Linked DNA regions of Homo sapiens: all the other regions are linked to region 1. A link is a contact called in ENCODE Hi-C or POLR2A ChIA-PET data. All regions are on one chromosome and are shown on one strand. Each heading gives the region's core, a stretch centred on a gene start or an enhancer-like site at or near the end of the contact. The rest is flanking DNA. Distances are from core to core; before and after follow the strand shown. Region 1 holds the start of NEK4 (NIMA related kinase 4). Region 2 holds the start of WDR82 (WD repeat domain 82). Region 3 holds the start of TKT (transketolase).

What was found. Hi-C counts contacts between places; a loop is a spot of excess contacts on that map. ChIA-PET counts read pairs that join two places held with the same protein, here RNA polymerase II (POLR2A). Pooled maps may share reads with other maps.
Region 2: a loop to region 1 is called in a pooled map, with 7 times the contacts of the local background. The contact joins the promoter of WDR82 here to the promoter of NEK4 in region 1. A Hi-C loop is called at or near these places in 6 of 50 pooled maps. POLR2A ChIA-PET finds 5 or more read pairs at or near these places in 4 of 52 experiments (MCF 10A, WTC11 and activated CD8-positive, alpha-beta T cell).
Region 3: a loop to region 1 is called in a pooled map, with 11 times the contacts of the local background. The contact joins the promoter of TKT here to the promoter of NEK4 in region 1. A Hi-C loop is called at or near these places in 1 of 37 single-sample maps with no recorded cell type and 8 of 50 pooled maps. POLR2A ChIA-PET finds 5 or more read pairs at or near these places in 3 of 52 experiments (CD8-positive, alpha-beta T cell, naive thymus-derived CD4-positive, alpha-beta T cell and naive thymus-derived CD8-positive, alpha-beta T cell).

What each region holds. Positions count from the first base shown.
Region 1 is chr3:52,768,611-52,773,144 of GRCh38, reverse strand. It overlaps NEK4 (NIMA related kinase 4), which reads left to right and starts at 2,205. Exons shown (of 16, transcript NM_003157.6): 1 at 2,205-2,491. The coding sequence starts at 2,399. RefSeq lists enhancers at 2,074-2,123, 1,911-2,428 and a silencer at 2,284-2,393.
Region 2 is chr3:52,276,432-52,280,965 of GRCh38, reverse strand. It overlaps WDR82 (WD repeat domain 82), which reads left to right and starts at 2,317. Exons shown (of 9, transcript NM_025222.4): 1 at 2,317-2,765. The coding sequence starts at 2,605. RefSeq lists enhancers at 1,694-2,325, 2,795-2,894, 3,305-3,384, 3,405-3,454, 2,958-3,590 and silencers at 2,055-2,344, 2,525-2,604.
Region 3 is chr3:53,253,997-53,258,530 of GRCh38, reverse strand. It overlaps TKT (transketolase), which reads left to right and starts at 2,509. Exons shown (of 14, transcript NM_001064.4): 1 at 2,509-2,695. The coding sequence starts at 2,589. RefSeq lists a silencer at 2,223-2,912.

The DNA of each region.
Region 1 (4,534 bases), core at 956-3,455:
ACATCCTTCCTTTTTAAAAATTTATTTATTTTGAGACAGAGTCTCACTCTGTCACTCAGCTGGAGTGCAGTGGCAGGATCATGGCTCACTGCAGCCTCAACCTCCGAGGCTCAACTGATTCTCCCACCTCAGCCTCCCAGGTAGCTGGGACTACAGGCATGCGCCACCACACCCAGCTAATTTTAAAAATTTTTTGTAGAGAAGGGGGTCTCACTGTGTTTCGTAGGCTGGTCTCAAGTGATCCTCCCACCTTGGCCTCTCAAAGTGCTGGGATTAGGTGTGAGTCATAGTGTGTGGCCTCTAGAGCACTAACTTTAAAAAGCTACAATTACAAATCCTTCCTCTGTCCCTCTGAGATATATACCTATGTATTTCCTACAACCTAGGAATGTCTTTCTCAAGGACCTGAAATCCATTCCTTTGGAATGTAATCATCATAAAGGTAGGGCTCATGTCTCCCAGTCTATGTGGGAGAATAGAATCCTAACTTCCCTAATTGCCAGCTAGCAGACACAGTTGGCCTAATCACATTTACGCTAAGCACTCCTTTTAATTTTTCACTTCCCAGACTCTAAGTGAGCCCCTGCATGCTCCCCTGCCTACTCCCTTATTCTTCCTTTGGAATGCCCAATCACCCCTGCGCAAATGGAATGGAGTTCAGCTGCTTCCCCTACTGTCAGTAGTTACTGAATAAAATCTATTTTCATCATTTTAATGCCTGGCTTTGTTTATCTTTAATAATATCATTAACTAGAGTTCAATCTTTATTTATGGTTCTTTTTGTTTGGTTTTCTAGTGAAGATGAAATTGCTTTGAGTAAAATGTGCAAATACTAAATGTACCATTAGATAATTTTGACAAATTCATACACCCAAATCTCCTATCAAGATATATATCAAGGATGAGGAGAAATTTGAACCCCTGTGGATTGCTAATGGGAATGTAAAATGGTTCAGCTTGCTGTAAAAAATGGTGTGGTGGTTTCTCAATACATTAAACTAGAATTAGCATATGATCCAGCAATTTCACTTCTGAGTGTATACCCAAATGAATTAAAAAGAAAGCAGGGACTCAAACAGATATTCGTACACCCATGTTCATAGCCGAATTATTCACAATAGCCAAAAGATGGAAGCTATCCGTGTCCATGACTGCATGAATGGATAAACAAATTGTGGTGTATACATATAATGGAATATTATTTGGCCATAAAAAGGAAAGAGGCCAGGCACGATGGCGCACACCTGTAATAACGGCATTTTGGGAGGCCAACGTGGGTGAATTGCTTGAGCCGAGGAGTTCAAGACCGGTCTGGGGAACATAGTGACACCCTGTCTCTGAAAAAAAATAAAATAGGATTAGCCAGGCATGGACGTGTGTGCCTGTAGTTGGGAGGATGGCTTGAGCCCAGGAAGTCTAGGCAGCAGTGAGCACCATTGCACCACTGCACTCCAAGCTGGGTGGCAGGGCGAGACCCTGTCTCAAAAAAAAAAAAAAAAAAAAAAAAGGAAAAAAAGGAAGCGCTCTGGGAAAGGGAGGCTTTGGCTGGAACAAATGGTGAATTCTTTTGGCACCCCTGAGCTTTCTTGGGCAGGCATTTTAAAGGGGCCTAGGCCCACCTAGAGATCCGCCCTTAGGCTGTTAACTTAGCATGATGCCATGTTAGAGTTTAGTCAAGTCTCTTAGTGCAGTGGTTAGGGTAGTCGTTAAATGCTGAGGAGTCTTTGTAGTTCTCAATTAGCAGGCGAGTTTTTAGGGATGAAAGGTACTGATAATTTACTTTGAATGTATCAAAAAATAGGATGGATTGCTGGATGCAGAGACGGCATGTGATAAAGCGGATACAGCAAATGTTACTGGTAGAGAGTCTGTCACCCAGTCATTAGAACATGAGCTCCAGGAGGGCAGGGACTTTGTTGGCCTGGCACATAGGCGGTCAACAAATATTTGCAGAATGAACGAACAATACTTGTAACGGCCTTAGGACAAACAAGTGCACAAAAAGAGGAAGCTTTCCCTGACTCTGTTGTGGCGGGGATCCGGACGGTGGAACGGACGCACAGAAAGTGCGCGGAGCCTGGCGGAGTCGCTCTGGCCTCCTGGAGCCTCTGCTCTATGGCGGGTCCTCCCGGGGCTGCGGAACCTCTCTGGCCGCTCGTGGCGTCCGCTCTATGGCCGTCCTTTGGGGACGCAGGAGCATGCGCAGAACTGCTCCCGGCCCGGATCGCTATGGCAGCGGCGTCGTCGCGGGCCGGGCCCCAGCAATCCCGCCCGGGCCCGGCTGCCTCAACAGCCGCCCCCACTGCCCCCTCTCGGGCATGAACCGAGCTTCTTGTTGCCGCCCGCTGCCCTACCCGCCGCTGCCGCCGCATCCCGACTCTGGGCCAGCGCTGGGAACATGCCCCTGGCCGCCTACTGCTACCTGCGGGTCGTGGGCAAGGGGAGCTATGGAGAGGTGACGCTTGTGAAGCACCGGCGGGACGGCAAGCAGGTCTGCAGGGGTGGGGCCCGGCAAGGGGCGGGGGCGGGCAGAAGTGCGCCGAGGGCGCCGACCGGTAGATTAGGTCGGGGGTGGTCGCAAGAGGCTCATCTCGGATGGCGTTTCCTCAGGGAAATGGTCCCAGACCAAGACGAGGCCTGGCCTCCCTGTAATATGCGCCCAGAACTACTTCTACTTCTTTGTTGTGTTAAATTTTTTTCCTTTTAATTTTCATTTTCTTTAATTACAATTCTAAGTTTTATGTAAAAATTTTCAGTCTCTGCCTATCTACTTCTTTGTTGTACTAATTGGCATGCGTGATCTACACACCTTTCTCCCAACCCCGATACTCTCATGAGAGCCGGTATCATGCATTCCCAGGACTTAATACAGCGCCTAGCAAGCATTATTCCTTGAATGAAGGGCCCCAAACGTCTCTACTGTAGACTGCTGGATTCACTTAAAACTCGACTCATTTTCTTCCCGCCAAACCTTCTCTCATGTCTTCCGTTTCAGTGAATAGTGACACCAACCCACCAGTTGCCCAAGCCGGACACCTGGAGTCATTTTTAAGCCTCCCCACGCACCCCAACACTGATTATATTCATCTATCACTAAGACAATAGGCCTCCTCTCATCTCTACTGCTACCACCCCAATCCAGGACACCCTGTTGTCTCTAGCAAAGCTATGGCCACGGTTTCCCAACTGGTCGCCGCCACTTGACTTGCTTTTCTCCAATCCATCACTTTCACTGCAGCCTCAGTGATCTTTCTCAAATTTAAATCTGATGTTGTCACTCCTCTGTTTAAAACACTTTATCCCATTACTCTCAGGATAATGAACCAATTATTCAATGTGGTTTATTAATAGGGTGACAATATAATGTACAAACTGGGACAATTTTGAAACTGAAAGGCATTATTAATAGTTACACCAGGACAGTAGGACTGCTCCAGGCAAGCTGAGAAGAGATGTTCCCCCTAAATATAGGGCCCAATTGCCTGTTCTTCCTTGTCTCTGGTGCTAGTTGCTTTGCGTGGAACACAAGCTCATGCATAAGAAATTTATTCAGTAGGCATTGGGGGAATCATTGGATTTTGGGGCTGATGATAGGGAACTAGCAATAGCTAGTTATTTGAGCTTTAGTTTACACTTCACAAAACACATTTATCTATGTGTTGAAGAAATGAATTGTATGGTCTTTGAAATGATTGAGGGCAATGTATTAGGTATTAGAGGCTATTGATTTCTTTTAAGTGTGAATAATTTTGTATGCTGAAGATCAGTGACTATTAAACTTATGGGGCCATGGATCCCTTTGAGTATCTAACGTAATCCACAGACTATTCTGTCTGCAAATGTATAGTCAAGCTATATTTTATTCACCTTTTTGGGAGAGCTTAGATATTAAGGAATTTCTTTTTTTATTTTTTATTTTTTTTGAGACAGAGTCTTGCTCTGCCTCCCAGGCTGGAGTGCAGTGGTGCGATGTTGGCTCACTGCTGCAACTACTGCCTCCCAGGTTCAAGCAATTCTCCTGTGTCAGCCTCCCGAGTTGCTGGGACTATGGGTACACACCACCACGCCGGGCTAATTTTTGTATTTTTAGTAGAGACAGGTTTCACCATGTTGACCAGGCTGGTCTTGAACTCCTGACCTCAGGTGATCCACCCGCCTCACCCTCCCAAAGTGCTGGGATTACAGGTGTGAGCCACTGTGTATGGCCAGATATTAAGGAATTGCTAACACAGGTTTTATAATTGATCCAATGGTATGTTATCTTGAACTCACTTTTTTTAGTCATTAATGAAATTGTGAAATGCAGATGGGAAAGGTAATTTTTGTGGCCCTACACTGCTATAAATCTAACTTATAAGAAGTATCAATAATAGCAAATATTTTCCCCGATTTTGTGCTTGGTGAAAAACAAAATGAATAGGTTATCTGACAGGCTCCACAAGGTTGGTTTTGAGGGTATTCTTGAGAGCCCTTAGATAACTCTGAGGCCACAAATCTTACGTTTATTTGCACATTGTAAAAATACATGGTTTGT
Region 2 (4,534 bases), core at 1,068-3,567, 490 kb after region 1:
CTCGGCTCACTACAACCTCTGCCTCCCGGATTCAAGCGATTCTCCTGCCTCAGCCTCCCAAGTAGCTGGGATTACAGGTGCCCGCCACTGTGCCCAGCTAATTTTTGTATTTTTAATAGAGACAGGGTTTCACCATTTTGGCCAGGCTGGTTTTGAACTCCCGACCTTGTGATCTACCCACCTCGGCCTCCCAAAGTGCCACCGCACCTGGCCTAAAGTCCATCCTTTAAGGCAACCATACTGTTGGGCTGGAAGCCAGGAGAGCCCCACTATAATAGGGCAGGGAGCCAGGCTAGGAATTGGAAACAGTAAGAATGCGAAACAGGATGAGGATTTGAAGACCCTCTTAAAAATGGGGGAAAAAAAAAAAGACTGCATTCCAAAAATAATGCAGAAAGTCAAGTCTTGGGAGGAAGGTTTGGTCTTAACGGTGAAATCTGGAAAAGGTATAGGAAGTACAATACTTGAAAAATACCCTGCAAAGATTTATTTTGGCTGGCAACATTCAGTAGATTACAGCTGTTTCTGTGGTTATTTTTGTAGATTAACATGGACCAAAATATGGCATCATCTTACTGGGTGTGTTCACTTCCCGACAGTTCTAGAACATGGTACTCGATCTGTCCTTGTTGCCTTCTAAACTATTCGAAGCAGACGCTGTATCAGACTTTCTAGCTTCTGAAATAAAGGCACAGGAATTACAGGGAAGCAGAGCAAGTGATCTGGGACGTGGAGGGTTTTTCTTCCATTGTGTGCAGTTTGGAAAGTTGCCATCTATTCAGGTTTCACTCAAACCGGCTTTTTCCAGACCCCAGAACAAATTGTAGCCAGAAGCTCTGCTCTTTGTCAGGAGGCAATTATACCCCAGACTTAGCCAGGAACTTGCCTCTTCCCTTAGAGAACAACTTCTCTTTATGTATAAGGATCCTGGCTCTCCTTTTACCCAGGGGGTTGGGATACAGCCTCTAGTTCTTTCTAGAAAGACCCCAACTGTCCCAGGGTTTCCATTTTGTTTTTTACCATTGCACAGGTCTCTGGATAATAACCTTCCTAATAGCGACTGAAATGTCTCACAGCCTTTCCTCGTTTTTGTTTCTCTTTAGCTAAAGAAAGCAAAAATAAATAATCCCCATCTTCATTGTTGGAAACCCCAGGCAATTAACCTTTTGAGGAGCTTCACACAAGATACAGATCTGTGAAGCCACATAGGTTGGCATTGAGTTTAACCCCTTGCCCAGAAAGTTAAGGTTAGGAAGCTTGGTTCCTATTTTCTGTTCAAATACTGCTTTCCTTTGTTAGAGATAAACTTTCTTTTAAGGCAAATAATCACTTATATGATAGAACCTTTAAAATAATCCTGTTGACTACAAACAGGATAGTGCAACTCTTCCAAATCTTGAATGTGGTGGTGACTGCATGACTGTGTATGGGTGTCAGAACATAAAACTAGCCACTAAAAAGGCTAATTTTTGGGGGGAAACCGTCTGCTCTGTCGCCCAGCCTGGAATGCAGTGGCACGATTTCGGCGCACTGCAGCCTCCGCCTTTCTCAATTCTCGTGCCTCAGCCGCGCCATCATGCCCGGCTAATTTTTTGTATTTTAGTAGAGGTGGGGTTTTGTCATGTTGGCCAGGCTGGTCTCAACTCCTGAGCTCAAGCGATCATCCCGCCTCGGCCTCCCAAAGTGGTGGGTTTAAAGGCGTGAGCCACCGCGCCCGGCCTAAAAAGGCTGATTTTTACTGTACCTAAAGTCTACCTCGATTAAGAAAACGAGGCCGGGTGCGGGTGAGGTCAGGAGTTCGAGACCAGCCTGGCCAACATGGTGAACCCCCGTCTCTACCAAAAATACAAAATTAGCTGGGCGTGGTGGCGCGCGCCTGAGCGAGAGACTCCATCTCCAAAAAAAAAAAAAAAAGTAAAGAGGTCGAAGCTGTCTAAGCGGACGCTGCGGTGGACTAGCGGTCAAGCTTGCCTGCGAGCGGCTCACCTGAGTCACCCCCAAAACCGGCCTCCAGCAGCATACCCGACCCTGCAGTACCCCCTCCCACGCAGCCTGCGATCGGGACGCCTGCAGGAGGCGCCAGAGTCTTCGCGGGGGTTGCAATCCCGCGCAAGGGCCCCCGGCTCCCAAGGCATCCGCAACCTTCCGATCCCCCGGGAAGGCCCTGCACGTCTCGGCCGCTCCCTGCCAGCAGCCCGCCCCGCCACTACACTCCGCCGCGGCCGCGCTGACGTCACCACCCCGCCTCCCCGCCTTGCTCCGCCGTTCCCGCCCCGCCCCCTTTCCCGGCGTGCGCCGCGGCTGAGGCTCCTCGCCCTCAGCTTCTGCCTGTCGCCCCAAAATGGCGGACACAATGAGCCGGCGACGCGCCGGTTGTCCGTGAGGTGGCTGTGAGGACGAACGGTCGGCGAGGCTCCACAGTCCAGGCAGAAGACCCTCGACCAAGCAGGAAGAAGAGGAGGAGGCGGCCCAACTGTTGGCCGACTTCCCGCTAGCCGCCGGCGCGGCGCCCGCCCCGCCTGGGTTGGCCCCTCGGCAGCCCGCCCGCTCGCCGCCGGGCCCCGCCCCGGCCCTGCGCCGCCGCTGCCTTCCCCAGCCGCCGCCATGAAGCTGACCGACAGCGTGTTGCGGAGCTTCCGCGTCGCTAAGGTGTTCCGCGAAAACTCGGACAAGATTAACTGCTTCGATTTCAGCCCCAACGGCGAGACGGTCATCTCGAGTAGCGACGACGACTCCATCGTGCTCTATGACTGCCAGGAGGGCAAGTGAGTGCGGCGGAGGCCCTGGGCCCGAGTCTCAGTGCCTCCCTCCGGTGGCCCAGCACAGGTCCCTCGGCCTGCCCTCCGTCCCGACTTCAGCCCCCAGCCTATTTTGCACGCGTTCCTGCCAGGGCCGCCTCCACCCCGCAGCCGTCCAGGAGACCTTTTATTTTTTTCTTCTTAAAAAAAAAAGATAACGATAGTCATAATTTTATAATATTATTTGTATGTCTTCGGTCTCCTTTGAGCGCTATGCATCACTTGCCAAACCCCACCTTGACCTTGACCTTTAAACGCCCGGTCCGCCCACCCTGGGCCCACCAGGTAGCGTTTTCAGCTCCTCAGGCTGTCAAAGGTGCTGGTCTGCTCCGGCCTCGACGCAGGACTGCAGGGGCTGCTTTTCTGCCTCCTTCGGCAGCGTCAGCTCTCTCTTGTGCTCTCTCCACTGTGACCTCGATTCCGCCCTGGCACTCCGCCCATCCCCTGCCCCTCAGCTTCCCGCGGCCTTTCTGCCGTCAGACCGCGTGGGTTGCACTTCTTAGCTGTCAGGATTTATTTGTTGTGCCCCTTTGAGCCCCCTTGCTTTTTCTTCCTGCTCCTAGCCTTTCTCTTACTCATTCAGACTTGGTGCCCACGTTCATAAGTGAACTTTTCAGCAACATCTAAAACTTCCTTTTTGCCACACACAAACGAACTTGGTCGTCCCATCCTGACCTGAATGTGAGCTTCCGTTAAAACAAAGCAAGCATCGTAGAACAATTTCAGGTTTCCTTTCATACTTTTTTTTTTCTATTACACTTTTTGGTCCACTTTGAATTCCAATTCTGATCATGAAACTTTTATGTTGCCACAAGTCATCTGGAGACCCACCATACCTGCATCTTTTCGCAAAATCTAAGCACAGCACTTTGCCTTTTTCCCTGGGGGTCCTTGTCAGCCCTCCTCACCGCACGCCTGTGGACTTGCAGCTCCTTGGAGCCAAAAACTAGTTTAGATTAAATTCGTTTTACCCTTAGCCACCTTCCCCAAGAAGGCTTGCTGATGTTTGGTTTAATTCGGTGGACCCTGGTTTTTTCAGACTTGATTTTGTCACCTAGTAACAGATATTATTATTATTATTATTATTATTATTATTATTATTTGAGATCTTGGGTTTTTCTCCACCTTCTCCAGCTGTTCCTTTTTCCTTTTTTTTTTTTTAGACTGGTGTCCTTCTTTTGGAACATATCTCTTCATTTGTGAATTTGATTATCTGAAGTAATGCTAGTTTGGACTGAGCTATAATGGTATCCCCCCAGTTTTTTTCCCCACTGGGGCTGTGAGAAAGTATTATGTAACCGGCTCTGGATCTGCCTGCAGTTTGTGGCAGAGTGGTCTGCAGTGGTGGTCTTAAGGAAGAGGGAATTGTTAGCTGGACAAATAGTTATTTGAGTCAGTGTTACTCATTGAGTAGATGGATTTCTGTCCTGGTCTGGTCACTTGAATCAGTTTAGAAGACGAAGTAACATTTAAAGGTGTGGTAGTAGGGTCAGCATTGTGGGGTCCTGGAGGAGTAATTTGAAGCTGGCTTGCATGAAATGTATAGTGCTTATGCACAGATTAGAACCTCTTCCCAGAACCTGAGGGTGGAGATGTATATCCTCATTTAAAGGAAATGAAGGTTGTTATAGCATTTCTTTGCAGTTTGTCCCCAAATTTGGCGTAATTTTGATTTGGGAAGGATGACCTTGACATGAAGTCCTGTCTTTCTTTTTTTTGTTTTTTTTTTTCGGGTG
Region 3 (4,534 bases), core at 1,260-3,759, 490 kb before region 1:
AGACTCTTGAAACCTTTTGAAAACTCTGTGCCATCCAACTCTGTGGCCCTTAGGACAGTGGCTCCCTAAGGGAGTGGCCTCAATTTCCCCATCTGCCTAACGGGACTCATCCTTATCACTCTGCACCCACTCTGGTCTTCCCTCCTCATGGGTATGGGACAGAACCCCTTCTCATGGGGGTCTAATGACCTACAATTACACGAGGTAGGTGAGAGAACTTACTTATGGCCAGCTCCAAGACAGACCGGCAGGAGAAGATCCTGCCATGGGGAGAGAAAGGAGCAGGTGAAAGGAAGGTAGGAGAAGGCCTGAGAGACTCTGTTTCTGGGGTCTGCTCCTGAGGTCTAAAGCACCCCAGTGGTATAACAAGGGTTGGGGGCAGTTCTAAGCCAGGGGCCTGTATATGCATATCATAGTATCACAGGCCCCATTCATGTGGAACACCAGGAGGAGAGAGAGCCTCCCTGAGGTCCCTGGAGCTCCAGGTGGTGGGGAGGGGACAATTTTCTTTCCATTACTCCTAGGTCCCCAGAGCCATGGTGAGTTCTGTGCCATTGTCAGAGACCAGAGTGATAAGGATGAGTCCCATTAGGCAGATGGGGAAATGGAGTCCACTCCCTTAGGGAGCCACTGCTCTAAGGGCCACAGAGTTGGAAGGCACAGAGCTTTCAAAGGGTTTCAAGGGTTTGCCCTTTTTCCAGACAGTGAGCAGCTTGAGGGCAGAGGTGGCACCTGCCAGGCATCTGAGGGTGGCACACTGTGGGGCCCCCCTCCAATCCTAGCCCATAGCCCTCACCAGCCAGACACCATAGGGCCAGCCTCTGCGGGCTGGGCCAGCAGGAGCCAGGTGCTATGGGATGCCATACTTAGGGTCTGATTGGGCATCTGGGGGTCAGGCCAGCAGAGGAGCACCTGGAGGCGAGCTGGGGGACTCACTCAAATTCAGTCAATCGCCTCATGAGCCAGAGCTCTCTGAGTATGGGCAATGCAGGGAGGACACAGAGGACACAGGGCGGCCACTGGTGCCTCTTGGATCTCTCAGGGTTTTAGCTCCCTGCCCAGCCATCCGTTTGAGGGTCTTGCCTTTATCTTTCCTCTGTCAAATGGAGCTTCTTCCTCTGTAAAATAGGCATTGTAGGCAGTATGTACCTCACTGGCCAAGTGTGGTGGGCAGATTGAATGAAACAGTGTCTGTGATGAAAGTCCCCTCCCTAATCCCACTCTGGGGAGCTTCATACCTCTGGGAACCATGGGGTCTGATAACAGTAGTGGTGGGTGCCCCTGTCCCTACAGACCTGGAAGCAAACCCAATAATCTCCCTAAAAGTCAGTAGTGTTTCTAGGCCCTAATAATTTGTAAAGGATCTTCCCCTAGTAATTTCTCAGTTATCATCACCTGGCATTGTCATGGCTACCACTATCCTATTCTCATTTTCAATAATCCCCATCCCCTGTGCAGGGCTCTAAAGCCCTGAGTGGCTGGGCATGGTGGCTCATACCTATAATCCGGCACTTTGGGAGGCAGAGGAGGGCAGATGGCTTGAGCCTAGGAGTTCAAGACCTGCCTGGGTAAAGTGGCAAAACCCCATCTCTACAAAACATACAAAAATTAGCCGGGCGTGGTAGTGTGTACCTATGGTCCCAGCTACTTTTGAGGCTGAGGCAGAAGGATCACTTGAGCCCAGGAGGCTGAGGCTTCAGGCAGCTGTAATCACTCCACTGCATTCCAGCCTGGGTGACCATGGGTGACCCCGTCTCAAAGAAAAAACAAGTTTTTTAATTATTAGAAAAAAGAAATAGGGCCTGGTGCGGTGGCTCACCCCTGTAACCCCAGCACTTTGGGAGGCCGAGGCGGATCACCTGAGGTCGGGAGTTCAAGATCAGCCTGACCAACATGGAGAAACCCCGTCTCTACTAAAAATACAAAATTAGCTAGGTGTGGTGGCGCATGCTTGTAATCCCAGCTACTAGGGAGGCTGAGGCAGGAGAATTGCTTGAACTCAGGAGGCGGAGGTTGTGGTGAGCCAAGATCATGCCATTGCACTCCAGCCTGGGCAACAACAGCGAAACTCAGTCTCAAAATTAAGTCCTGCAGTCTCTTGGGCCTGGGGTTGGTCGGCTGGGGCCAAGCCTGGCACCCACCAGCCTTGTGACCTTGATTGCCCTTGCCAAGCCTCAGTTTGTCCATCTCTAAAATGGGATTCGCCGTGACAAGTCCACGGAGGACTGTGTGGAGGAGGGAGACTGAGAGGCTTTCGAGTCAGGAGCCCAGACTCGAATCCTGAGTTGTTCGTTATGTTATTATTATTGGTGTGTGTGGTTAACTGCTAACCTCGCAGTCCGCAGCGGCCCAGCGCCTAGGGGAGGGGAGCGGGCAGGAGGCGGCCCCAGGCGGGGCGGGGCTGAAGGCCTGGGGTGATCCGAGCCCCGCCTCCTCCCCCTGCCCCGCCTCTCCCATCCCCGCCCCGCCCCGCCCGGCGACTTAACGCGCCCCCGCCCCGCGCCCGGCCTCGGCAGCCGCCTGTCGCCGCGGGAGCAGCCGCTATCTCTGTGTGTCCGCGTGTGCGCCCGGTCCCCGCCTGCCGCACCATGGAGAGCTACCACAAGCCTGACCAGCAGAAGCTGCAGGCCTTGAAGGACACGGCCAACCGCCTACGTATCAGCTCCATCCAGGCCACCACTGCGGCGGGCTCTGGGTGAGTGCGCGGCGCCGGCCGGGGACGCGGCTCGGGCGGGGCGGGGGGCGTCTGCGGCGGCCAGAGTCGCCGCGGGCTCTGGGTCGCGCTGCGAGATGCCTAGACGAGGAAGGTGGCCCGGGCGCCGTCGGAGGGCGGAGACGCGCGCCTCGCAGGGCCCCGGGCTGCAGGCGGCTTCCGCTGCGCCGCACACTCGCCCTACGCCCGGGCTCGGCCGCGTGGGCCTCTGGTCCTCCGTGCGCCTCAGGCCGGCTCTTCCCCACGCGGATCGCCGGCCGCGCAGCTGCATGGTGGCGCGGGGGATGGGCTCGCGACTCGCCAAGTACCCTCTAGGGTGATGCCGGGAAGGCCACCATTACTGCTGTTCTACAGAACGCGGCCCTCTTAACCCTCTCCACCACCTGGCTGTGTGGGCGCCGCCGGGAGTGTTCCCCCTTCCAGATGGGGAAACGGAGGCTCCGAGTTAGTCAGCTACCCAAAGTTACACACAGGGAGATCTGATTTGAGCCCCAGCAGTCCGACTCTAGAGACCCTGTTTTTAATTCCTCTTGCAGGAGACTCGGGGGCCCGGCCTTCTCCCCACCTCAGACTACGCTCCCCTACCCCTGTCTCCTGCCACCCCTGGGTTGGGTCCGAGTTTGGAGCAGGGGGCTGCTGAGACGCCAGGCAGCGGCGGGGCTGATTGGGGGAAGAGGGGAGGAGGGCGGTGGCACGTGGGTGCAGAACCCTGGGATCCATTGTGAAAAGGAGGTCTAAGATTTGACCTGGGGCGGGAGGAGGCGGAGGGCAAGGAGACTGAGAAGGCTGAGCGCCGGAAGGACGGAGTTCCAGGGCCCTAGCGCCGGGAGTGACGTCCTGGGGCAGGGCCAGCCACCAGGTGCTGTATCTCCCAGGCAGGAGCTGGCGTGCCTAGGCCCCAAGATCCTTCCCTGGCCAGCCCTTTTGGCCCAGAAGGTGGACACCCAAGGAGCCTCCTCTGTAGCGGAGACAGGGATAATTAATGAGGGCCACCGTGCATGCAGCTGGAGGTGTCCAGTGGGGTGGGTGAGGGGGTCAGTCAGTGAATTACTTCAGAGCCTGCTTCCCGCTCTGTAAAGCGGGGACAGTAATGGCACTTAACCACGCTGGGTGGTTTCAAGGACTCCAGTGCTCTACTTGGAGGCTGCTTTGAGGCCACAGTGCCAGCAGTGCTCCGGGCTCATGACAGGGTTGTGAGGGCTGCGTGATGGATGATTTCTCGGGACCTTCCCAAACAAGCTCTGTTTCAGACAGACAAGATTCTGGCTTCTGGCCAATTTCATTCAGGATATATTATTAAGAAGTAAATCTGTTCACCTTTCTGGGTGGATACGCATTCACCCTTTGTGCCTCTAAGACACCCTGTTCTCAGAAGGGATTAGATGTCTTTCAAAGCCCTTCCCCCACCCACTGCCTTGCACACTTTGGACCTGTTAGCTCTCCTGGGTTTGTGTCAGTCTTACCACTTATGTGGGGTATCCCCTGCCTGGGCAGGGACCTGGCTTACTCTCAGCTCCCCTTTCACCAGCCTGGCACACGGTAGCTCTGCAGGCCTTGTATTGCTTATTTGGTACTGTTGGACCTGCTACCTTTGGCCGTTTCAGGGGGTCTGAGGTCTAGCTGGAGAGAGGCAGCAATTACCCAACTAAGTAGTATTGCACATCTGAGCATCTTTCAGGGCTAGATAAAACATGCAGATGTTTACAGGGTTCCTGAGCTGCCAAGTAGGTATCTGGTATGACACAGCATCATCGTTTGTTGCATCCTGAGAATAACCCTGTGAGATAGATTGTGTTGTATTCACATTTTATAGACGGGAAC